Linked DNA regions of Homo sapiens: regions 1 and 2 are each linked to region 3. The links are chromatin loops, found by intact Hi-C in ENCODE. Cell type or tissue: PC-3. All regions are shown on one strand. Region 1 has its middle 21 kb from the start of LINC01121. Region 2 has its middle 99 kb from the start of LINC01121. Region 3 overlaps LINC01121 (long intergenic non-protein coding RNA 1121).

What was found. Hi-C counts contacts between places; a loop is a spot of excess contacts. Peaks named below come from ENCODE experiments on the same cell type or tissue, not always from the same donor. Only the 100,000 strongest peaks of a DNase experiment are listed, where the experiment ranks them.
Region 1: a loop joins it to region 3, with 4 times the contacts of the local background. A loop is called at or near these places in 7 of 110 quality-filtered maps.
Region 2: it touches region 3 in a loop (4-fold over the local background); 3 of 110 quality-filtered maps call a loop at or near these places.

Annotation. Positions count from the first base shown.
Region 1 is chr2:45,271,534-45,279,533 of GRCh38, reverse strand. No RefSeq gene overlaps it. Among named protein-coding and RNA genes, the nearest start is that of LINC01121, 21 kb to the right of the region's middle. In PC-3, no CTCF peak of the experiment used is centred here; DNase peaks (open chromatin) are centred at 983, 2,423, 3,503, 3,923 and 1 weaker place; H3K27ac peaks cover 6,691 bases.
Region 2 is chr2:45,350,158-45,358,157 of GRCh38, reverse strand. No RefSeq gene overlaps it. Among named protein-coding and RNA genes, the nearest start is that of LINC01121, 99 kb to the right of the region's middle. In PC-3, no CTCF peak of the experiment used is centred here; a DNase peak (open chromatin) is centred at 4,067; H3K27ac peaks cover 3,448 bases.
Region 3 is chr2:45,168,847-45,176,846 of GRCh38, reverse strand. It overlaps LINC01121 (long intergenic non-protein coding RNA 1121), which reads left to right. Exons shown (of 6, transcript NR_033831.1): 5 at 1,634-1,732; 6 at 2,260-2,506. Among named protein-coding and RNA genes, the nearest start is that of LINC01121, 82 kb to the left of the region's middle. RefSeq lists enhancers at 5,760-6,389, 7,255-7,755. In PC-3, a CTCF peak has its summit at 7,873; a DNase peak (open chromatin) is centred at 3,136; H3K4me3 peaks cover 3,984 bases; H3K27ac peaks cover 7,390 bases.

The DNA.
Region 1 (8,000 bases), 100 kb before region 3:
ATGTGTTAGTCACCATGCTAAGCATTTTATATACCATAAACAAATGACAAACTAAGAAAAAAATATGGCATCTATGAAGGTTAAAGTTTATCACATAGAAAGAGCTTTAAAAATCAATAAAAGGTATGTCCCAAAAGAAAAATGGACAAAGGACAAGAATTAGAGGTTTGCAGAAGAAGAAATACAACAATCTCATTACCTTTTTCTAGAAGGCAGTTCCCATTTTATGGATGAGGAAATTGAGACCACAAGAATTTAAGTAATTAAAGTTATACAACTAGTGACCTGAGCAAGAATATGAACCCAGATAGTCCAGAATCCAGGCAGGGGTTATTATATTTTCGTTTCATAGATAAGAAGGCTGAAGTTTTATTCATCTACATTTGAACCCATACTATTTAAAGATGTCATTGTCCACTCTTGACATCAGCTTAGCCAGCTAGCTGCTCTCCGGCTGAAGAAGTGGTAGGAACTAGAATTGGGGTTTTGAGAAGGTGAGGGCTCGGGTGCTTGCGCAGACTGAAGTTAGAAGTGTTCAAATGTGGGTTCTGCCTCTCCCACAGTCACTCAGCTGGTGAGTGGCCAAGCCAGGCCTCTGGTCCAAGCCCTCTGAAGGCAGAGCTGATGCCTTGTAACGCAGCTCTCAGCTGACTTTGGCTTCCAGCTCTCTCTGCAGCCGTCGTGGACACAGAGGATCCAAGTGAAGTGCAAATACAGCTTGACTTTTGTAGCCTGCTGAGCGGTGGTAGATACCTAATCTGGGGAGATCTCTGATTCCTTGACTCAGAAATTAGCATGTAAGTGCAGAAACCTAATAGCCAACAAGAGACAAGGTCTATAATATGGTTTAATTGTTTCTATTTGTAATCTGAAATGACCTGGCTGGATTGCTGGGCTTTGGGCTGGGGCCAGGTCCCTTTCTTTATTTAATAGATGTTTGCTACCAGCTGCTGGGGGAGCCTTCCTGTCTGTATTATTAATATGATATAGGCCTTTGGTTTCCAGTATCATCTCTTTGGAATTTCTATCTCAGATCCTGTGCAAATGAACATAATCCCCTGGCAGGAAAGGCATTTTGGCGTCCTGGCATCGGCCTTAGAGATTCTGGGTTTCATATGAGGAATGCCAGATACTGTCAACCTTGGCCTCGGTCAACATCTCTGTCCCTGTCCGCACCCTGCCACTAGGGTCTGAGTTTAAGTCTGGACCAGGTGAAGGAAGCCTTGGGGTGCTCTAGCTGCAAGGGAGGTGGCTGCTGGCTCAGAAGGACTGTCATTCAGTTACTCTCCCGTCATGGGGAATGCAGAACAATTTTCTGAAGATCTCAGAATGGCTTTTGGATAACCAAAAAGAGCTGTGTTGGGGGTACAGCCCACCTTACAAATCTTTGATGAGCAGGACGAATCTTTACTCTTTAAATGAGATTGTGCTATACTTCCCACTTTCACAAAACATAACACACGCAGAACATAATAGTTTGACATTCTAGGGAAAGTAGATGAGGTGCTAACAGCCAGAGGACGTTCCAGGTCTGAGGGCTCTGGCTGCCCCAGCCGCTGAAAGGATATGGAGCTCAGTCCGCCGAGAAGCCCACAGGACTTGGGAAGGTGTCACAGCCAGCTGGTTGGGAAGCTCTCTCCCTGGGATACGCGGAGTGGCTCAGCCTAAAGACCATCAGGCTGCCATTCATTTACTTGACATTCACCCACAGACATTATTGAGCACCTCTCCTATGTCAGGCATCACGCTTAGTGTTGGGGATCCTGGGATGGGCAAAAGCAGGCACCTCTGACCCATGACCTCATGGCACTAAAGGGTCAACCAAAGGAGACAGATATATAAGTAAGTGGTTTTGTCGCTTACTAAGAAGGCTTGCGCAAGTCACTTAACGTCTCTGAGCTTTGTTTTCTTTGTCTGTCAAATGAAAATGAAAAGCATGTACCTTATGGGGTTGTGAGGATGCAATGAGGTGATACGTATTAAACAGCCTAGCACAATGCCCAGCTGGGCAGGAAGAACTTGGTAAGTGGGAAAGCTCTTGATACACAGTGAAAAGTGTGTACAAGGTCATTAGCTTATTATTCTGCATCTCTTATTCTGCATTGTCTGATGATATTTTACAGTGGTTCCCCAAAACAGGTCTTCAAACAGTTGCATAGAATCATTTGGATGGGGTAAGAGGAAGTAGGGATGGAAGAGTAGGGAGGACTGTACTAATCAGTACTGCTAAATGTACTGATTATTCTCTTCTATTCCTGGAATGTTCTAGGAAAAGTAGACAAGACTGCTTGCAGCCACTAGTCCAAGGTCTCTGTGCCAGATAGGCTTAGGGAATCTGTATTTTTTTCCCCAAGTTTTCCAGATGATTCTGATGCAGAGACAGGTCTGAGAAATGCTGGTATGGTTGCCAATTTGGGGGCCATGGTCCACATTCTACAGCCATGAGTCATGAGAATAGGCGTCTGCCAGCCATGGTGGTGGAACTGATACCATCCCCCACCAGCTAACTGGACGAGGAGTGGACATCTAGCTTAAACGTTGGCCATCAGAATTTCTTAGCCTAAAATCTGGAATAAGGAACAAGAGATTATATTTCGTGTTCTCCTCCTCCTCCTCTTCCTCCTCCTCTTTTTTCTCTTTTTAAAAAAGTGTCCTCATCCATAAAACAGGACTGATAACACTTACCTCTACCTCCCAGGCTTGAGTGATCCTCCCACCTCAGCCTCCCTAGTAGCTGGGACAACAGAAATGTGCCATCACACCAGGCTAATTTTTAATTTTTTTGTAGAGACCCCTATCTCTACAATAAATTTAAAAATTAGCCTGGTGTGATGTTGCCCAGGCTGGTCTCAAACTCCTGGACTCAAGTGATCCTCCCACCTTAACCTCCCAGAGTGCTAGGATTAGAGGCATGAGCCCCTGCGTCCAGCCAAGATTCCATTCTTGACTAAACTTTTGAACAAAGGAAAAATACAAATTTAGGACCAGTGAGTAGGCTTCTTTCTACTTTGTGGACTGAGTTTACAGAGAGACAAGAAAGAAGTCATTGGAGGGGGAAGAAAAAGAGTCTCCTGGGTTCCCCCATGGCCTTCCATTTTCTGATTCCAGAGCCTGCCTTAGGCTCAGCTGTTCTGGCCCTTGGGTTCTGTGAGAACTGCACTTGCATGTTGAAGTTGGCTTGAGTTGGTTTCTGTTTCTTGCAATCAAAACAATTCTCCTTAATAAAGAAGGGGACCCTATTTATTTTACCATAAAGAAGTGAGAGGGTTTGGAAAAGAAAGGTGATTGAACCAGGGGTTCAGAATTTACTTACTTAAGTTCAGGGTCTTTTGTCTCATACCATCTTACTTAAACAAAATTTCAGCATGGAGTAGCCTCAACCTTGGACTTGAAGATTTTATGAGCTGCTTCTCATACCTAAGAATTGTGTGTTCTCTCAACCTCACTCAGTCCTGCAACCTAGAACAATAATGTTGACTCCTTACCTTTGTTGAATGTTGAATGCCTTATGGTTTACAAAGCCCAGGTTACATTCGTAGGATGCCACTAACATGACTGCTCATGCAGTGTATCTCCTGTGCTCTGAGCATTGTGTATATGCTATTTAAAATTGTCATTTAAAGGAGAAGCCTCCTGCCAGAAACTTTACAATCAGGCATGTTTCCTTGTGTGGATGACACCACCAAAAAAAATGGGGTTAAATTAAGAAAGAAGGTAGATTTAATCAGCAGCGTGGAAAGAAGCAATGGGTGAAGGGGGTAGGAGGTGGGGGCACAAGCCCCAGAAATCTTCAAGAACAGAAGTGACATGATCAAGACATATATTTGTCTGACATCAGGGGCCACAGCCCTGTCCTCTTGGGTTCTTTACCAGCCCTGGACTTTTACATTTCTGAATGATGAAGTCATCGTGTGTGAACCTGCCCCAGTGCACTGATTCTGAGTGACCAGTTTATACCACAGTAGCCCAATGTTAGTTCCTAGTCTCACTAAGCCCATTTCCTCGTCATAAAACAGGACTGAAAACACTTTCAGTGTATTATTCAGAGTTCTCCAGAGAAACAGAACCAACAAGGGGTGTGTTTGTGTGTGTGTGTGTGTGTGTGTGTGAGAGAGAGAGAGATAGTAGACAGAGAGCAAGAGAGGGAAGACAGAGAAAAAGATTTAAATAATTGGCTCACATGATTGTAGAGGTTCAAGTCCAAAATCTGCAGGGTAGACCATGAGGCTGAAGACTCAGGGGCAAGTCATGGGCTGAGTCCAAAGGCAGGTTGCCGGCAGCATTGCTTCTTGCTCTGGGAGGCAACTCTTTGTTCTGTTAAGGCCTTCAGCTGTTTAGATGAAGCCCACCCACATTATGGAGTGTAATCTGCTTTCCTCAAAGCCCGTTTAACTTGATTTAAATGTTAATCTCATCTAAAAAATACTTTCACAGAAACATATAGAATGATGTTTGACCAAATATCTGGGCACTATAGCACAGCCAAATTGACGTAAGAAATTAACTATCACAACTTGTCTCATAGGACAGGCCTGAAAGCTTTAGTCAGAAAATATGAAGGGTGTTTTGTAAATTGTAAACCACTTTGTACTGCTAAGGGTGATGGGAAGAGAGGATCTTTACAGATTCCTCCCCGACTCCCAAGAGAGAGTGTCCTGGCCCTCAGAGGGTTAAGGAACCCCTGACCCCATTGCCCTTCCACCTGCTGTCTGAGCTGTCTCGCCTCATGCAGCCCTTCAGGTGAGGGGCACTAGAGAGGGCCTGGAGTTGCCTGACACCGGATACTTCCTTCCTGCCTGGATTAGAGGCATATTGTCAATATCATGTCTGTGTTTACTAAATTAACAAATGGACTTCAAGTTAAACACTGGGTGATTGTGAGACAGATTTTTAAAAAATGTTCCCCGGGCTCAGGGGATCACTCACAGGTGATGGGATGTTTGCCTTTTTTTTTGGACTGCCGGCCTTTAACATCATGTCACTTTAAATTGCTTTTCATGGAAAGCTGCCTCCCTGCCATTCTTCAGCCTCAGCAGAGAGCCTCCGGGCAGGCATTTCTGTGCACAGCTGGAACCCTGCCTTACTATGGGGCGAACTTCTTTCTTCTGGGCCCAACAGAGACAAATATCCTCTGAACAGCGGCTCCAGAATGGAAAATAAAGTGAATGCCTTGCTCATAGGCACTCCCCACTGGGGATTTCTACCAATGGGCAGAGTGGGGCTTCCAGCCAGTTTTTTGCAGCCTGCTAATGAACAGGTGGCACAGAAAGCAAAGGTTTCTCTGGGAAGCTGGCAGGACACCAGCATCTGGCCTTCATGTCTCCTTTGCATCTAGATGTGATCAGGTCCACATCAAAATACCCAGAGATTTGACTGCATCTTCGCATTTGCTTCTGGAGAGCTGGTGGTGGAGAGGGTGCCTCCCTAGGATAACATAGCTCTGCTCCTGGGATACACTGACTTAAACATCTCTCAGTGATGTGACATACCTTGAACCCAAGGAGGCAGGCTGCTTGAGAGCAGGCCTTCATGTAGACAAAGTGATGAATATCTTTTGTAGATTTTCATTTTGGGCTTCATTTTGTAGCCTATTGATTTTTAATGCTATTTATTTTGGAAAGCCATTAAAGGGAAAGAAAGGAGTGGATTTCAACACCTCCACCATGTGCTGTTCTGCAGTTGTTTCTGTAAGGCAGCAAAGCAGCCATTTGGAAAGTGAAAGACTTAGGTCAATTATTTTTCTTTCCTTGGCTTACTGGACAGCAAAGAGCTGGTTTAACTGAATTGACCAGTTGTTTGATGAACCAATCAATCAGCAAATATTTGTTTTGTGAGGCCTGTGAGCAAGGCACTCACTGTTTGATTAAATCATGTGATGAAACAGAACAAATAGACCTGTCTTCTAGGCCCCTTGCAGACCGTCTAGCTGTGTGCAGCTAATTACCCTACCACCTCTAATTACAGATACACGCTCAAACTCAGCACTTTTCCTTGAACCAAAAGTTAATCCTAGAAATCTGGTAATGCAATTACTGTGCTTGTTTCAACAAGTGAGAGAGAGAGGGAGGGAGGGAGAGAGAGAAGGAAAGGGAAGAAAGAGAAAGAGAGAGAGGGAAAATATGAATATGCTCCATTTATGCAGCCCTACAATGAGGGAGGGTTATAAAAAGACTTTTATACCCAAGGAATAATGAACGTCTGTAATTGAACTTAGTTTGGTGTCTAAGATTTGGCTTTGAAAAAGGAGCCGGAATCAACTTTCCTAAGTGGTCTTTAATGTGTTCCCAAGGGTTTAGCTTTTTCATTAGCTGAGTTTTTAATTGATGTCAAAACTCAAAGTCAGGACAATATTTTAAGAAGGAGAAAAGAAAGAAAACACTGAGGAAACACACAAAACAACCACAAAACCCTTAAACCACAACAGGGAAAAAAACCATGTCTTTCTTTTAAACATCATCTTAGTATAAGGTAAACTGATCTGTCAGATAGGCTTGTCATATCCACATATTTTATAATCCAATATGTTCAGGCAAGAATTTTGGCACGACCTGCCAACAGCAATTCTGAACTTTTCCTGACATTTTAAAGAGCACATAATATGTTGGGGGGAGGTGGGTTTTGGGGAGTCCTTAACCCTTTCATTCAGCATCTGGGAGTCCTTTGGAAATATGCATCGCCTAAGAGCAGCACCCAGGGGAGGACCTGTCACAGGCACAGATGATGACAAGGCTTGAGCTCTGACAGTGGCTATTGCCACAGCCCCCACCTGTGGCCTCTCCCCAACCTGTGCATCAGGATGACCTTGAAACCAAACCCTCTGTTACAAATGAGCTCACTTGGAACACCATCCCATTCAGTTCAGCTCATGGAATCACAGAGTTGCATGGGACTGTTTGATGATTTAATTCAGGTGTGCTCAGTCTTGGCTGTGCATTGGAATCACCTGCAGTACTTAAAAAAAGGACAAAAACTGATGTCCAGTCCTACCCAACACTTGTCAAAAAGAATCCCTGGAATAGGCCCTGGCTAGTGAGACTGCTTCTAAGTTTCCAGGTGATTCTAATGTGATGCTAGGGTTGAGGACCACAGTACAACCTTTAATTTTACAGATGAGGAAACCGAAGCCCCAAGATGGAGGTGAGTATCAGTGTCTATACCAGGAATCGTATCCAGGCACGAGTCAACTTGGTTGCTTCATGGTCATTGAACACCTGCAGAGTGCCCAGTCCTGCCTGGGACACAATGGGGATTACAAGAAGAACCTGAAGCTTGCTCCCTGCCCTCAGGCGTGCACAGCCTCGGTGGGGTGGCAGAACTGATGGATGAAGCAGTCAAAAGAACACCACAGGGCACTGTCTAGTCAGGGGCTGAGTTTCATAACATCAAGTGCCAAATCCAGACTACAGTGTCCTGGAAGAGATGCCAACAACATGGGAAGTATTACTGGAGTCAGGAAGTCAAAGGCAGAGCTCAGGATGGGGAGATGTGGCCAGCAAAGGAAAGGAGCAGGCACTTCAAGGAAAAAGCTCGAGTGACAACGGGAGGTTGGAATGAGGGATGCCTGGGTCACATGCTTTGGTGGCCTTTGAAGGAGAAAGCTTAGGCACTGGGGGAAGTGTGTTAGATACGAGGAGGGATTTGGGACAGAGAGGCTGATGCTGCCGACAGAGAAAATTCTCAGCAGATAGGCGTAAGAGTGACTGCCTGCTCTGCATGGGAGGACATCACTGAAGGTTAAAATGAAAAGGCAGAAGGGACCCAACATGAAGATGCCTTTGGTGAGAATGCTGTTCTTATGGGTTGGTGCCCACGTCATACCAATTGTTAAATATTTTAAAGATCTTCCCAGCATCACATCCTTGGCCAAGTGGTGCCATGTACTTTGGGGGCATTATCTTGAGTTGTGCATTTTGGGGAATCCTGTGCTTCTGCAGGGAGGAGGTGGCTAAAGCTCGGTGACTTCTGGTAGAAGTGGCTGGAGAAAGGCTTCAAGTCAATGA
Region 2 (8,000 bases), 180 kb before region 3:
TGGAATGGGGATCCAAGGTGATTAAAAAGCACCAGCTTTGCGGCACTCAGACCTGTTGCCACTCCTGCCTCCAAGCACGGTGTTTTCTTGTAAAAACTGGGATTCAAGTTTTCATCTCTCATGAGTGGTGAGGAAGATGGACATAAACAATTAGAAGTATAAGCACCTTCCCATCTCCATTTTGAAGTCCTCCTTCTACCTCCCAAACCTTACATTGTCTTCTCCAAAGTGGCCATCCTGCAATGCCAGTGAGCCTGGCCCTCAGGGAAGGACATTGCCAGAGCTCTTTCCTCCTCCTCCTCCCCTGTGCCCTCTCACAGCACCCGGCTCACTGTATACCAAGCATTTCTTTCAGTTTCCCTGAGTTGGTGAAGTCTTGTTGAAATGATCCAGTGTGGTCTCAGTTCTGCTGTAAGAAATTGGAGCTAGGGTGCAAGTGTTAATAGTTCAGAGGTCTTGGGGCAGGGGTAGGGGAACTTTGAGACAAGAATGAGGCGGAGGAGGAAAGGCCCAGCCACACTTTCTCAACCTTGCAAAACCTGAGTTTTGCTTTATGAAGGCAACTAGTCATTCTCTTTATCATCTGCACTGTCCTGTTAGCAACTCTACTGTTTTGGTTTCTTTTGGGGACCATTTTTCCCCCACAAAGAAAGGCCTTCCTACAAATCTAGGGCTTTTAGTTTTAAAAATTACTCCATGAGAGTTACTACGTACGTGATCATAAGTATAGTAATATGGCATTAAGTTTAGAGGTTATTTATCCATTCACTAATTTACTCAGCAAATATTCCTTGAGTGCCTCTTATGTACCAAACACGATTCAAGCCCTAAGGATATAACAAATAACAAAAAAGACAAAATATCTACCCTCATGGGTCTGATATGGGAAAGATGTCAACAACGACAGCAAAATAGATAGTTTCAGTTAGTGACAATGAAGAAAAATGAACAAGGAAAGGGGGTGAAGAGTGATGAGGACATGGGGAAGGGAGAGTAGATGGGCTAGATCCTCTTTGGAAGGTATTTCGGTGGACACGAGAGTGAAATGAGGTTGGAACTATACAAAGACCCAGGAGAAGAACACTGAGGAGGTAGAAAGGTCCAGAGGCAAGAAACAGGGCTCAAGGAAAAGCAAGAAGGTCAAAGTGACCAGAGCACAGTATGCAAGGAAGGCATGGCAGGAAATGAGGCCACACTGGGCGGGGCATTGTAGTCCACAGGAGGAGTTTGGGATCTTATTCTAGGCATACAGTAAAGCCACGAGAGGATTTTGAGTAGTGGAGTGACATGGTTTGATTTATGGTTTTCAAACATCACTATGACTGCTGTGTGGAGAACAGACTAGTGAGGAGAAAGGAGGAAGCAAGAAGACGCACGAAACGGCAGCAGTAGCCCAGGCAGGTGGGGTTGGCTGGCTTCATACACTGCCGTAGTGGTCAAGGTCATGAGAAGCCATCAAATTCAGCGTATCTTTTGAGTATGGAGCCAACGGAACTTGCTGAAGGATTGCATATGGGGTGTGAGAGAAAAGTGAGTACTCAAAAATGACTCCTAGGATTTTGGCCAGAGTGGCTGAACAGCAATGCTATTTCCTGAGAAAGGGAAATGTGGAGAGGGAGCTGGTTTGGGATAGGAATCATGAGATGTGTTTTGGACGTGTTGACTTTGGGATACTTATCCGATATCCAAGTATCTGGAGCTCAGGAAGAGTCTGGGTCTGGAGCTGTAAATATAGGCATCATCGTTGATCAGATGAGGGCCATGGGACTGGACAGAGTTACTCAGGGAGGTGGAGAAGAGGATAGGTCCAAGGACAGCCATAGGGCTCTCCAACACTTACAAACCTGGAAGTGAAGACCTCACCTGAGCTCACCCTTCCTGGTCTCATGGTTTTGTGGGAATCTCCACTTGGTTTCCTAGCCCCCCATCCAGGATCAAGTTTTACATCTTGGTGGCTTAAGGCTTCTGCCCATGGGGACTTTGGAGATCTCACGGATCTAGTCCCTGGCCCAGGTCCTGGTGGCCTTCTTGTGCTCTAGTCAGAAGCCCTGGGTTCTCTTCACAAGCACGGAGCCTGTGTCTGGACCTAGAATGAACACACTGATGGCTCCAGTCCTAGTACTGTTTCCATGTTATACCTGAACCACAGAGTTGATTATTTTGTGACAGGAGACATGACTATTTTGTGACACTTTGATTTTCCCCAATGCCATGTGTTTGGTAATATGGGGCGGGCCATCTAGGAGGCAAGGGACGTTGCTGTCCTGACTGGGGAACCAACATTTTGATTTTCAAGATCATTTTCTCTGTGGTTTAAGCTCACTCCTTGGATCTCTCCAAACACTGGTTGTCGCTGAGTCATTCACTCTATATTTATTGACAGATACTATGAACCTTGCAAAATACAGTATAAGACATGGTTCCTGCCCTCTAGGAGCTTAGAATCAGGCCAGGCAATTGAAAATTGCTAGCATAAAATGAGGAACAGTATAACTTTATATATTCTTGCTTGGATCTGCCCTGGCACAGTGCTTAGCACATAGAGAATTTTCAACAAATGTGAAAGGAACAAGACCATAGAGGGTCATCATTGTCCAGTGACCTTTACCAACCATGAATGCTGCAAGATTCAGGGAGGAGGAGATGAGTAAGGGCTAGTGTGGTTGGAGAAAGTGGAGGGAGATGCAGTTGGAAGCCATGAGGTCAGGGGTGGCTTTAAAGAAGGGCAGGCTTGGGCCCCAGAGAAAAAAGAGAAGCATTGCAAGTGAGGAAAGAATGTGAAAAAGTAGAAGATTCAGCCCCCCTCAGGGTGTTGGGATCAGCCTGTGAAAAAGTTGAGGACATCTTGCAGGGATAGCAGGTACACACTACAGAGGTCCCAAAAGCCAACTTGGTACCTGGAGAGAAGGACTTTGCCTGCCGCTGCTTTGCTCTTCTGGAGGTTTGAACTCGTAAGGAAAAGAAATTGTGATTTCCTTTAAGCCAGAGTGAGAAGTGGCCCAATGTCTGACAGGCCTTAGAAGGGCAGCATATTTGAAAAGAGAAACAGAGGCAGGGAAGACTCCTTCATCCTGGGGCCACAAGCCCAGCACCTGGGAAGTTCATTATTGTAAGTACAAGTCCCATGGACCTGTGACCTAAGCTGGTGGCTGCCCACTCACCCAAAGCAAAGCAAACAGCCAAGGCGGCTGCCTTGATAACACTCTTATGACCAGTCATGAAAAGAATTAGTAATAAAAAAAATCACCTTACTTTGACAGAACGCTCTAGACTAGAGCTGAAAATGTGTTTCCACCTGCCTTCTATCTCTTAAGCTTCACAACAACTCTGATTTAAATATTCATGTTCTCTCCCAACAGGAGATGTACAATGTCAGACTGGCCCCAGGCCTGCTAATTGGCAAGGCCACAGTAAGTGTGTACCCCGGGGCACTGAGCTGTCCACCTGGGGTGATTTTATTTATTTATTTATTTTTGAGATGGACTCTCACTCTATCGCCCAGGCTGGAGTGCAGTGGCGCAATCTTGGCTCACTGCAACCTTCGCCTCCTGGGTTCAAGTGATTCTCCTGCCTCAGCCTCCCAAGTAGCTGGGACTACAGGCGCCCACCACCACGCTGGGTTAATTTTTTGTGTTTTTAGTAGAGATGGGGTTTTACCGTGTTAGCCAGGACGGTCCCGATCTCCTGACCTCGTGATCCACCTGCCTTGGCCTCCCAAAGTGTTGGGATTACAGGCGTGAGCCACCGCACCTGGCCAACCAGGGGTGATTTTAGTGCTCCAAGCACCAGCACCTGCTCTCGTTAGTCACACAGGAGGAAGACACACTGGAGGAAGGTGTGACCAACTTCAAGGCTGAAAACCAAATGGAAAGTAGAAGGAAGGAATGGATGATTCCTAAGGTTTCTGTGGTGAACATGGATGTGAGCCATTCAGTGTTCCAGGGGCTGGCTTTCTTACCACGCAGGCCTGGATTGCAGCTAGCTCTGTCCTTTAGACCTCTGCCCCTGTGATGAGGAAAGGAAATTGCCTTTCAATGACTAATGTGAAAGGAAAATAAAATCTCAGGATCCCAAACTCACTATATCAAAGGGAAAGTTAAGCTTGGGAACTGAGTCATGCAAAAAGCTACCTTCCTTCTGTTCCCAAACAGCTGTAGTTTTATATGTTTACTTTATCTCATGTAGAATGTAGATCTACTGAGCAAGATAGGAATGCATGCTTGACTTCCCCACCACTCCGTTCTTCTCACATGTAAAATGTAGCTTTACTGAGTGCCAATCAGAGCCTCACAAGAATGTGACCACTTGCCTCATTGCCTGCCCTCTCGCCTTTTTTTCCTTTCCTCCTCCACTTCCTTCTCCCTCTCCTCTTTAAATATCAAAGTCCTCAAAACCCTCTTTGGAAAAAGCGCAGGACACAGATCCTACTGGGACCCATGTGTCTCTTTCCTGGGTGCATCCTCAACCTTGGCCAAATCAGCCTCTAAATCAATTGACATCTGCCTCAGTCACTTTTTGGTTGACACTAATAAACTCATGTTTAGGTACCTTGGCTCCAGATCATTTTATTTCCTACCTCACAAGGACAAAATCCCAATTTAAAACAAATGCTCAGCTTACCAAACAGAAAAGGAAAACAGTAGAAGATAAGAAAACAAAACAAAAAAGCATGCTCTGGGCCATCTTTGTTCTATTATCATATTTTTGGTCTTCTAAATGAAGCATCTTTACATGCAAATCCATTTTTGTGTATTTTGACTGATTGCTGGCAAGGTAGAGAGAAATAAATATTTCTGGAAATGGGCATGGCATAAACATATCATTAGCAGGGCTGCAGCTTTGTGTGTGTGTGTGTGTGTGTGTGTGTGTGTGTGTGTGTGTGTGTGTGCATGTGGTTTGAAAAGATGTTTATGGTGAGTTCAGTCAACAGACCCTCCTATCTTCTCTGTGATCATGTCTTTAAGGACCTGGGAGCACCAGGCCTGGGGAGGATAGATGGGAAATGTTCTTGGAGCTTAAGGAACATTCCAGATCTTAGGCATTGATTAAGCTAGAAACCCACCATCTGCACACTTGCTCATAGCCCTTCTGATCATATTTCTTAATTTTTAAATGTCTGAAGCGTGTTTAGGTGTCCCCCATGACGCCGATGTTGCTTTAAAAATTCCAGCTGTTGCAGAGCTCTTCTCAAGGATGTTACTAGGCAACTTAGCGACTGCAAGGGGGAAGGTGTTTCTGACCTCCAATTCCAGTAGAGCCCAGGCCTGTAAAATACATGTAAACAGGCAGTTGTGACTTTTTCTTTTCCTTTTTAAAAATCAGACTTAGTCACATTGAGGTCCTGCTCCAAGGCAGGAGGATTGAGTGTAAAGATGTTAGCAGCTGAGTTGAGATGGGAGTGTTTTCACGTCTGGGATATATTGCTTTGTCTAACAAGGTGCCCCAGCAGGCTTCCAATTGTGGTCTCCCCAGACCCTCCCAGCTGCACAGGCTGATTGACAGACTGTGGGCAGATGCGGTGCCAGACTCCAATAAAGAGAGGGCCTTGGGAAAATATAAGGCAATTATTGATGGGCAGCAATCCACTAATCAGACAATTTCAAAATTAATCCCATATTCCCTTACTGTATTAGCTTTCTTTCTTGTTTGTATTTATATAGCAAATTCATGACTTCAGTGAAAATTCTTCCCTCCAGCCCAATTATATCTCTCTGAGGACATTAAATTAAAAAACAAGAGATATTGAAAGTGGCTTGCAATTAGTTTCTTTAGTTAAAGGTGCTGCATGCACTTAGCAACTGTGGCGCTCATCACAGGATGCATAATAATAAAAGTAAACACACGTATTTTTTCCTGGGCTTGACAGGGTGAGGGGTTGATAAGAATAATATGCCTGGCATTACTCTGGACCAGTGATAATGGGTTAAATAATTGTGATTTGATTTGTTAACTGATTAGATTTGCATAAAATCCTACTCCAAACTCCTCAGGATGCTCTGCCTTCCTTCTTGCTGTGGTCCATCCTCCCGCCTTCCCTTGCCTCATTAAGAATGTACATTTTTTTTTACAATAAAGTCATTCAGAGAAAACGCGATCAGTTTCTATCACAGGTTTCCCATGCAGGATAACCTTCCAAGTAGTGGTATGAAGCTTTTAAATATACATAAATACATTTCAAATATTTTGCCAGTTACTTATTATGGAAGTGAATCTCTTTATTACCATTTCCATCCTCATTTCATCTCCCTTCCCTGTCCCCTGGTTTTTGTAAGTTTTTTGTTCTGTTTTGTTTTATTGACCTGAAACAGCTGGAATTCTCTTTTTGTTCACTGCAACAATTGCTTCTGCAGAATGCTTCCCGATTGCATAAATTTGCCACTTAAACTGAGGAACGTCAAGCATCACTACAATTTGGAGGAATTATAAATGGCCAGAAGCTCATTTTGGCCTGAAGACTGTGGTTGTTGAGTTCTGCCTGATCGTCCAGCTTTGGCAGTCTCTCCCCCCATAACCCCTACAAGTTCAGTATGTTGCCATCTGCCCCATATAGAAGTATATCCCAAGAAAAAAAGGACAAGCCCATTATCTTTGCATCCATTGAATCTGACGAGTTCTGAAGGAGGTCAGCTTCTATTTCAATGAAGTACTGGTGAGTTGAAGAAGAGAGCATTGGGATTTTAGGCACTTTCCCCAACATCTCATAGTTTAAATTTCTGGTATACACTTCTATGCAGATGAGTCCTGTCCTCCGGCAGGAGGAATTGATGCAACTCTGGTCCCGCATCAGGACTCAATAACTTCAGGTACCATTTGATTCTCTTCCCATTCTGACCCTGGCCCCAGTTCTACAGGCAAACCTTGTTGCTGGTTTGGAAATAGTCAAGCCATTTAAGCCATTACTCTTCCCTCCTATGCCTGGGATGACATTTGCAATCAATCATTAAAGTCTTTTTCTGGAATCAGTCTTAGAATCTTGTCTTAGATTCCTAGAGTCTTAGGTGAATCAAGTGTTGGGGGCATCCAACCAGTTGAGTCAAGAAGAAAAGGCCAGACGTAAAGAAGCTAAGAAGAGTGAGGAGGGCTTTCCATTCCAGATGTTGAGATGAGGAGTGGGAGAAAAGAAGGCAGAGGAGAGCCAAGGAATAGAGTGGAGAATATACAAAGTGTGTGGTGGAAACCATGAGGAGCCCAGTCTTCCAGGAGCAAAAAGGGCAGAGATGAGGTTGCAAGAGCAGGTAGAACCAGAATCTTGTTCAGCCTTAGGCCCCAGGACTCACTGCCAACTAATCAGAACTGGTATGCAAACTGGCCAAGAAAAGTCCCTCATCCAGACCCAGATCTGGGGCTCAATTTTCTGTGCCTGCATCCTTGTTACTGTTGGCCTTCCCAGAATACCAGTTTCCTTAAGAAGAGGACCCTGGGCCTGAGGCATGGCCACTTGCTGTGCAGCTTTCCTGGTGCCACTGTCTCCTTGATTCTTGGGGAATTGCTTGTTCCTGGATGTCCGATCTTTGGATCTATGGGGAGACCCTCCTTGAGACCTTCATTGTCAGACTAGCTCATGCCCATTAACCCCTGTCACATCTGCTAATTCATGCCCATTAACGAACTCATGTCACATTCTGCTGTTACACTTGACATCCCCTCAGAAGCAGCTATATCCCAGCTGATGTGTCTAGTTCCAGGTCCCCATCCCTGCTGTCATCCAGACAGATGGAACATTTGGGAGATGAGGAGGAGATAAACCATCCCTTTACTGAATTTTCCTATGCTGTGCTAACCCATGGAGGGGAAGTTCAGAAGTATCTCAGAGGAAATGCAGAATATGAACTTTTCCTTCTCTGAAAAGTAAATTGTTAGAAAAGAGAAAGGACCAAAATGACTAGGGTAGTTTAGAGCTTCAAATCAGTGTCAGATTAGAAATACAAAGAGAAGACTCACCGAGTAGGCATGGAGGATGAACAGCAGGCTTAAAATATGGAAGAGCCACCATGTGCAAC
Region 3 (8,000 bases):
GAAAGTTCTTAATTTGAATGAAGTTTAAATGATCAATCGTTGTCTACTCTTCAGGAAGACACTCCTGCTTGGGCTCTCTCTCTGCTCTCTGCTGCCAGGCTACAGGCTGTTCTGCCTGATCTGCATGTGCCTCTCCCACCCTTACTGCAGATCCCCTCCTCTCTGGGGATTTGCTCTGTTTGCTTGACAAAGACTCCCTGGATGGAGACTGAAGCTCCCTGGATGGAGGCTGAGCTCCACCCTGGGCTCATTCACCAAGCAGAGGTGATTCACTCATCCTTATCAAGTCCTTCCTGGCTCTGGTTACCACTCTCCTACTTTGAAGGTGATTTTGACACTTCCTCCAGTGTCCTCTTATCAAGGGAATGCTTCTCAAGATCTCAACTCTACAGGATTACAATATAAAGTTACTTTTCATCTTAGGAACAAGATCTTATATCACAGGTTTAATGTTGACACTCCAAACTTGGGCCCAGTGTAATCCAATCAAAATCTACTCATATGGCTGTGACCATCTCATTTCATATCTCTAAGGTACTATTAGAACTGCCCCCTCTTCCTCCCTCTAAGGGGTTCTTCAAGAGGAAGTAAGGAGATTTGCAAATGCAATCAAGGAAAAGCAGAAGTCCATAAACTTGGATGAAAAACTTACATTTTCATTTCTACCAATCATTATTTAAAAATTAGCATTTCTTTTCATTATGAATGTAGACAACAAGCTACAGATGCATTAGCAATACCTGTGACTTTCTCACCAATAGAAATCACAGATACCTTCATATCACATTATAGTTGTTGAGGATATTTTGAATTTATCATTAACGCTTATCATTGTTTCAATATCACAGAAATTATTAGACTCACCACTAGATCTTGCATTTGATGTGCTAACAAAGAAATATATCACAAACTTATTTCTTAAAAAAATCTTGATAATTTTATTTCTATATATATATATTTTTGTTTTTGTTTTTTTTTCTGAGACAGAGTCTCGCTTTGTCACCCAGGCTGGAGTGCAATGGCACAATCTTGGCTCACTGCAACCTCCACATCCCAGGTTTATGCGATTCTCCTTGCCTCAGCCTCCCAAGTAGCTGGGATTACAGGCACACACCACCACGCCTGGCTAACTTTTGTATTTTTTTTAGTAGAGACGGGGTTTCACCATGTTGGCCAGGTTGGTCTCAAACTCCTGACCTCAAGTGATCCGCCCACCTCGGTCTCCCAAAATGCTGGGATTACAGGCATGAACCACCGTGCCTGGCCAATTTCAATATAACTTACACGTTTAGAAACATTCTGAGAAATAGTCTGTACATTTTACAAAACTGCCAAAGGGTCCCACGCAAAAAAAAGATTCAAAAATTCCCATCAACTAAGAGATCCTCTTAAACCCATAGCAACTTAAAACCATTCATTGACCTATGCTGATAAACTAGCAGCCATGCGTCTGCATTGGGTGGTGCTGAAATCCACTCTATCTTTGTGTTTCCTTGACACAGGGTTGTAGGGGAAGGGTGATGAATCTCAGTGGGCCCAGGCATGTGGCTCCAGTTTTCCTTCCCAGTTTTCCAGTGGGCCTGGGCATGTGGCATTCCAAGGATCCTGAAAGAATAGGGCATCTCTTTTGCAGGTCACAGGAAATGGGTAGCTATCCAGCTAAATAGATTTCATGCTTGACTTCAGTGGAATAGCTCAAATGATGATCTGTTTGGGAGAGTAAATTAAAGAGGTAAGTGGGCATGATGGTTTTATTTGGTTTAACTTTTGCTGGTTTAGTTGCTCCCCTAAGCATTTTTTAAAAATATAGACCTCTTCTCCCAGCATCCCGCTCTCTCAAATTCTGGCCAGATCCTGCTTCTCAGGGAGCACTAACTTTGAATTAGCTTGGAGGGAAGGCCTTACCAAGAACTCCTTTCTCTACAAGATAATCAAAACATGACCATTCTTTTCTCATAACTCCAAATACACAGTCCCTTGGTATCCACTGGGGATGGGTTCCAGAACCTCCCAAGAATACCAAAATCCACAGATGTTCAAGTCCCTTATATAAAATTATATGGTATTTGCATATAACCTATGCATATCCTCTTATGTAGTGTACTTTGTCATCTCTAGATTACTTATAATACCTAATACAATGTAAATGCTTTGTAAATAGTTGTTATACTGTATTTCTTAGAGAATAATGACAAGAAAGAAAAGCCTATGATGCGTTCAGTACAGATGAAACCATCCTTTTTTTTTTTTTCTGAATAGTTTCCATCCGAGGTTGGTTGAATCCACAGATACGGAACCCACAGATATAGAGGGCCAACCATACTGAGTCCTGACTTCACCCATTCCTTCTACCCCCATCTCTCCTAATCCTTAAACTTCCTTGCAATTCCTGGAGCAGAATACTCGTGTAGGAGTCAGGGGTTGTCTTCCCTTCCTAGAAGCAATGCTTCTATGTTCTCATTTGATGTTGAATAAAACATTAAACAGAAAAGCTTTGATAACATCACATAAGAGTCTATTTCCTTGGCTCACACCATGAGAACTAGTGAGATCCCCAGTTCCTCAAAACTGGGGAACAGTATGCTTCATATTGCTATCTAATATGACCCACCAACCCCATCTTCCACCCTCCACCTTCCCCTTGCATCCTAACCTTCCATTTCATCATGCAAGCTGCTGTAGTCGTGAGTTGTTTTCTGAGACGAGTGAAGGACCACTGACATCTATGTCTTCTGTAAAGAGTAGTGTAGACATGGCTATAACCACCACCTCCTCCTCTCTTCCCCATTAACGTCACTTAAATTTTGAATGTTTGACTGTGCTATTTTCAAAGACACTGTAGCGGATTCTGCACATGACATGCTTCCAAGGCACTATAAGTTGTCTGTAAAAAGCTAAGGCTGTCACTTGTTATCAGGACCTCTAACCAAGTTGTTGAAGTTGACAGAGTTTTATTAGCTCTGTTTTTGCAATAGTCTGTCTTATTCTGGAGACAAATGGGGAAACTTTGCCTTCACACTGGGTTTGTTTTATAGCTCTTAGATGTGTAATACAAATGAATGATGTTGAGCCATTTCCAGCCTGCAGTGATGGGTGTCAGTTTCTTGGACACCACTAGGAAATCTGTAACGCTGAGCCACGTCATAGTGATTCAAAGGCAAGCTGTCCTGGAGACAGGGCTGGACTCTGTGACTCACAATTAGAACTCTGTGATTCTAGTTCTGACCCTTCTTGTAATGACTGTGTGGCCTTAGATAGGTCCTTTCATTTTGGTTCCATTTCCTCATCTATAAAGACAGAGACCTGGATGAGCTCTAAGTCCATTCCAGCTCTGTCAGTTTATTATTCTAATAAATGAATTACCAAAAAAGTCGTGAAAACATCCAATCAAGAAAAGTAACTGTGATTCTGTTTTATATGGTGTTAAAGATTCCCACTTGACTTTTGAGTCTCTTTACTCAGTATATGTACCCCAAGGTTCTACTAGATTCCCATAAACTATTCTTTAAAATTGACCTTGGGCCAGTATAAAATCCTGTCTTATTATCCAAGGCCCAGATTCTGAGTTGTAAGAAGGTCTATTTAAAATGGTATGTTTTTCTTGCAGCGATTGTTAAGTGGTCAGGTTTTATGATGTTTTAACATTCATTGCCATTCATTATCTAAACACTGTTCTATAATCCAGGGAGTGTGAGGTTAATAAATAGAATGGAATTCATTCTGGGTTTGATTTCATCTGCTGATTCTAGTGGAAGTCTCTTTATATCTATTCCTTCTTTCTCAACATGTTTAAGCAGAGAAACTCTGGCTCTCTGTTCATGATCTTAAATCTCTTTGACTTTGGGGAAGGAAAAAATGTTGCTGTCTTCAGCCCCAAGTTCAACAACTGTAAAATGCGGTGACATGTCATAGGAAGAGAAATCCATTCATCATCACTACATTTTTGAGTGACTTAAATATTCACCATATAACAATATGAATATTTAAATCACTTACTTGCCTTTTTACTTTTAAAACAGAGAATTTTTCCACCTGTATAATGTTCATGAGTCCTAATGTTATAATGTTACATTACATTCATCTGTTCCATTTTATAATGCTCCAAGAAGGAACAGTAGGGAAAGAAAGCTTCACAGTACACGATGGACATTTCACAGTCCAGCTGCATCTCAGGCAAAAGGCAGCCCTGTTGAAGCTGCTAAATGTTCCACTTCACCTATTACGATTATGGATGGCACAGATGGATTTTTGGAAGGCTGTGTCCTTTTAGCCAAGTTATTCTCCCATTGAACAAGGCGCTCACTCTCCTACCTTCCCATTTCTGACTCCACCACCACCACTCCCTCCTAAGTACACACTAACACTTGGACTTGGACTACATTCACCAAAACATATAGTTTCATTAACTGATTGCTTTGCTGCACTCCAAATGGCCTAACATTTTGTAGCTGAAGGAGTGTAAATCATGCCTTATGTGGGCTACAGTAGGATGTGATGTTTAGAGAAAGGAAAATATGCTTCCTTATAGAAGCAAGAGGCACTAAGCCATCTGGATTGTAGAGAAAAAAATTTGGTCATTCATTCTGATGTTTTGTCTGCGTAGTACCAAACATCTGGAAGTTGGGTGACAGACTGAATTTTTCACATCCAGATATTTCTGCATTATACTGAAACACAACTATATATTTTTAAGACTTTAAATAGTAAAAGCATAAAAGATGTACTAATTTCACATTTTGAGGTAGAAAAGACAAATGAAACTGAGGCAAACTTCTGGTTAGTTCTTTATGTAATATGCTATTTTTGTTTTTCAAAAGTCACTTTCTGCAACTAAACTCTTAGAATTAAAATAACTATGAAGAAATATCCCCAGAAATACTGAATGTGTGTCATTAAAAAGCACAATTTAGACTGTTGCTTAACAGCTGAAATGTTCACATACTGCAAATTCAGGTAACACTTGGACAGTTAAAAGCAATTATTCCGAAAAATAATTGCTTAGTAGTTTAAGAGAGTTTCATTCCAAGTGACTCTGAAAACATTTATTCCTTCCACACAAATGAGAATGCATGGTCAAGGTTCTAACGGGACTTGCAAGGAGACTTTTCAGACCTTTTCAAGAATCAGTTTTGAGAAATGCATTTAATGATGCAAAATAAAAATTAAGATTCCATCTGTTGGAGCCACCTTGAACACTTGTCAGAAGAACACAAGCAGAAAGGAGTATTTAAGCATTCTGTAACACGACCATTTGAAAAAAAAGTAAAATATTTTGTGTTGTTTTGAGAACTGCATTTTTCTTGTCCTCTCACATTAAGTGGCCTTGGATCTAAGGCTTGTTAGAAGACATGTTCAGAACCTGTTTCCTTGTATTAGAAGACACGGAAATCTGGCTCTCAACTGCCAACAGGCTTCGTGGGCATTGCTATGCCATGAGAATTCTAATATATTTTTCATTATTTCCACAAAGGCATATAGAGTGTGTACATTACACACAGCAGTATAATTGAGCTGAACTGGCCTGGTGCCGCGTTTTTGCTGACTCAGCACATGGTTTCTCTTTCCCAGATTACTAAAACAACTTTCCTCTGAGGTAAAAGCTCCGCAGAAAAGCAAAGGGGAATAGAAATACAGAGGGGCCTTATTTTCACCCTTAATTATACCAAGTCCAAAGGCAAATGCAAAATCAGATCGAACTTTTTGAGGCTTCAAAAATAAAAAAATGTCCCCCTTTGCTTCTCCTCCCAACCCCTGCGCCCGTGGGAGTCACAGTAAATTAGAACCCAGCTTGTTTTTCAGCGATGAATTTGCACCGGGCCTCTTGCGCTTGGGGTGGCGTCCTCGATGCGGATTGCCCGTGCCTTTTTTACGCTTTGTGTACGGTATTTTAAGCGAGGCAGGCCAACCTCGTTTTGTATGGACTTGCACCAGCAAACATTTAAGAGTTTCGCATCAAGGATACTGCATATCCCAGACACTGCGTACAAACTTTTAGGACTTGGGGTCACAGCACTTGTTCCCCTTCTCCGCCCGCTTCAGCGCTAGAGCCTGCAGAGATTTAGGGTCATGTGTGCGCGCCGGCCCACAACATACTACTAAGTGGCAATGGCCGGTTCCCAGACGCATCCAACATCCTTCAAGTTCGGTTTTCTGCTCCCTAACACACTCAGCCATTGGTGCAGCGGGAATCACTGGGCTCCGATTAGCACGCGGGACAGAGGCAGGCGGAATACTGTGAACCTCCGGTCTGCCCCCCTAAGCCCCTCATCTCCCCCATGACCCGCTAGCTAATCAGTGCAAATGCCGTAGGAGGCCAGGCCCGCAACTGGCATTCCAGAGAGCGCGGACCACCAGCCGAGCTTTAAATAAGTGCAGATGTGACAGGCAGGGGAGACCCAGGGAGGGCCGCCTCTCCCGCCCCGCACCTCCCTCCAGGCTCAGGCCGGTGCGCCGCAGGCAGCAGCCATGCACACAAGGCGCCCGCGGGCAGTAATGTTGCCCGGGACTGGGGCGCACACCAAGTGACTGCAAAGGGAACGGAGGCCCGCGAGTTCGAGGGCAGCGCTGGAATGGTGTGAGCCCCGTCACCCATCCCTTCCTTGGCCCTACGGCTTCTTCCTGAAGAGGCTGGGGGATAGCGGCCCATCCTCGCCTCCACCCGTCCGACCGTCGGGAAATCCCGAACCCGGCTGGCTGGAAAGCCGGGAAGGTCTGGCTCATCCGCCGCAAGGCCTAGCCCCACCGCCGACAGCCGGGAATCGCCCCCACCCCACACGGAAATGCACCTTTCCGGTTCCCAGCCCCGAGCTGGGAGCCGGGCGAGAGGGCGAGGTTGCAGGCGTCTCTGCCTGCGGGCGGCGGTGTGCGGTCCTGGGCGTGCGGGCCGCGGCGCGGGGACAGCTCAACTCCAGGACAGCGCCACGCGACCGCCACCGCGGGGTGGGGCCTGACCCGGGGCGAGAGACCGCCCTTGGAACCGCGACCCTCAGCCTCCGCTCTAGCCCGACTGCTGGCTCCGTATCTACAGGGCTGGTGGGAAAGCAGAGAGAAGGAGGAAACGGACCCTGGCGCGCCCCGGTGTTTCGTCTGCCCGGAGCTAGACTCCGACTGTCTTCACAACTACCATCCCCAACTACCCTACCTCGGGCGGCTCCACTCACTCCATACCGGCCCGGGTCTCCCAGCCCGCGCGGCCATTCTCGCCTACGGTCTCGCCCTCCAACCCGGGCTCAGCTTCGGGTCGGAGCAAACCCGCTTTCGCCCGTCCCCGCCCGTCTCCGCGGGTGCCATTCCGTTCGCCCAGAGGGTGGCGGGGTTCGGAGCTGCAGAACACTTGGCTGCTGCCCGCCGACCTCACCCCACCAGCCCCCCCGTCTCCCCGTCACCCCGGTTCCCCAGTCCGTGGCGCTTCCCTCCCTCCAGTCCGCGCGCCCGGCCGCCGCAGGAGCGGCTCCCCGCCTTAGCCCGCAGGCCGCGAGGTGCACGGCCCTCTCTACCGAGAAGCCTGACCGCCCCGGGCCTCCCCGTCGGCCTCCAGCGCCTACACCCGTTTCGGCGCCCACTCTTCGTTCTGCGCCCCTAGATGCCCATCGGCTGCGGGAGAGGCTCCCGGAAAGCTCGGTGGGGCCCCGCGCAGAGCCCGCCCGCCGGAGCCGCAATGCTGCCATGGTTTCCCCGCGCCACCAGCCAGGCAAGGCGCGGCGCGAAGGGCTCTGGGAGGAAGCCGTCGGCACCTGCGGGCACTGCACCCTCCACTCCCCGCCTGCCGTCCCCCGCCTGCCGTCCCCCGTCCGCAGCGCCCACAGCCACGTGCGCGGAGCGGAGCTGCTCCCGGCCGGGGGCAGCCCAGCCCCCGGCGCCTGAAGGGGCCGCCGCGCCCGCCCCGCACCTGCACCCTCCTCTCCCACTTGCCTTTCCATCTGCGCGCGGAAATGCCACGGGCTTAGAACAAACTTTTATTTTTTTTCAGCGACATTCACGAGAGAGACGAATAGGACACG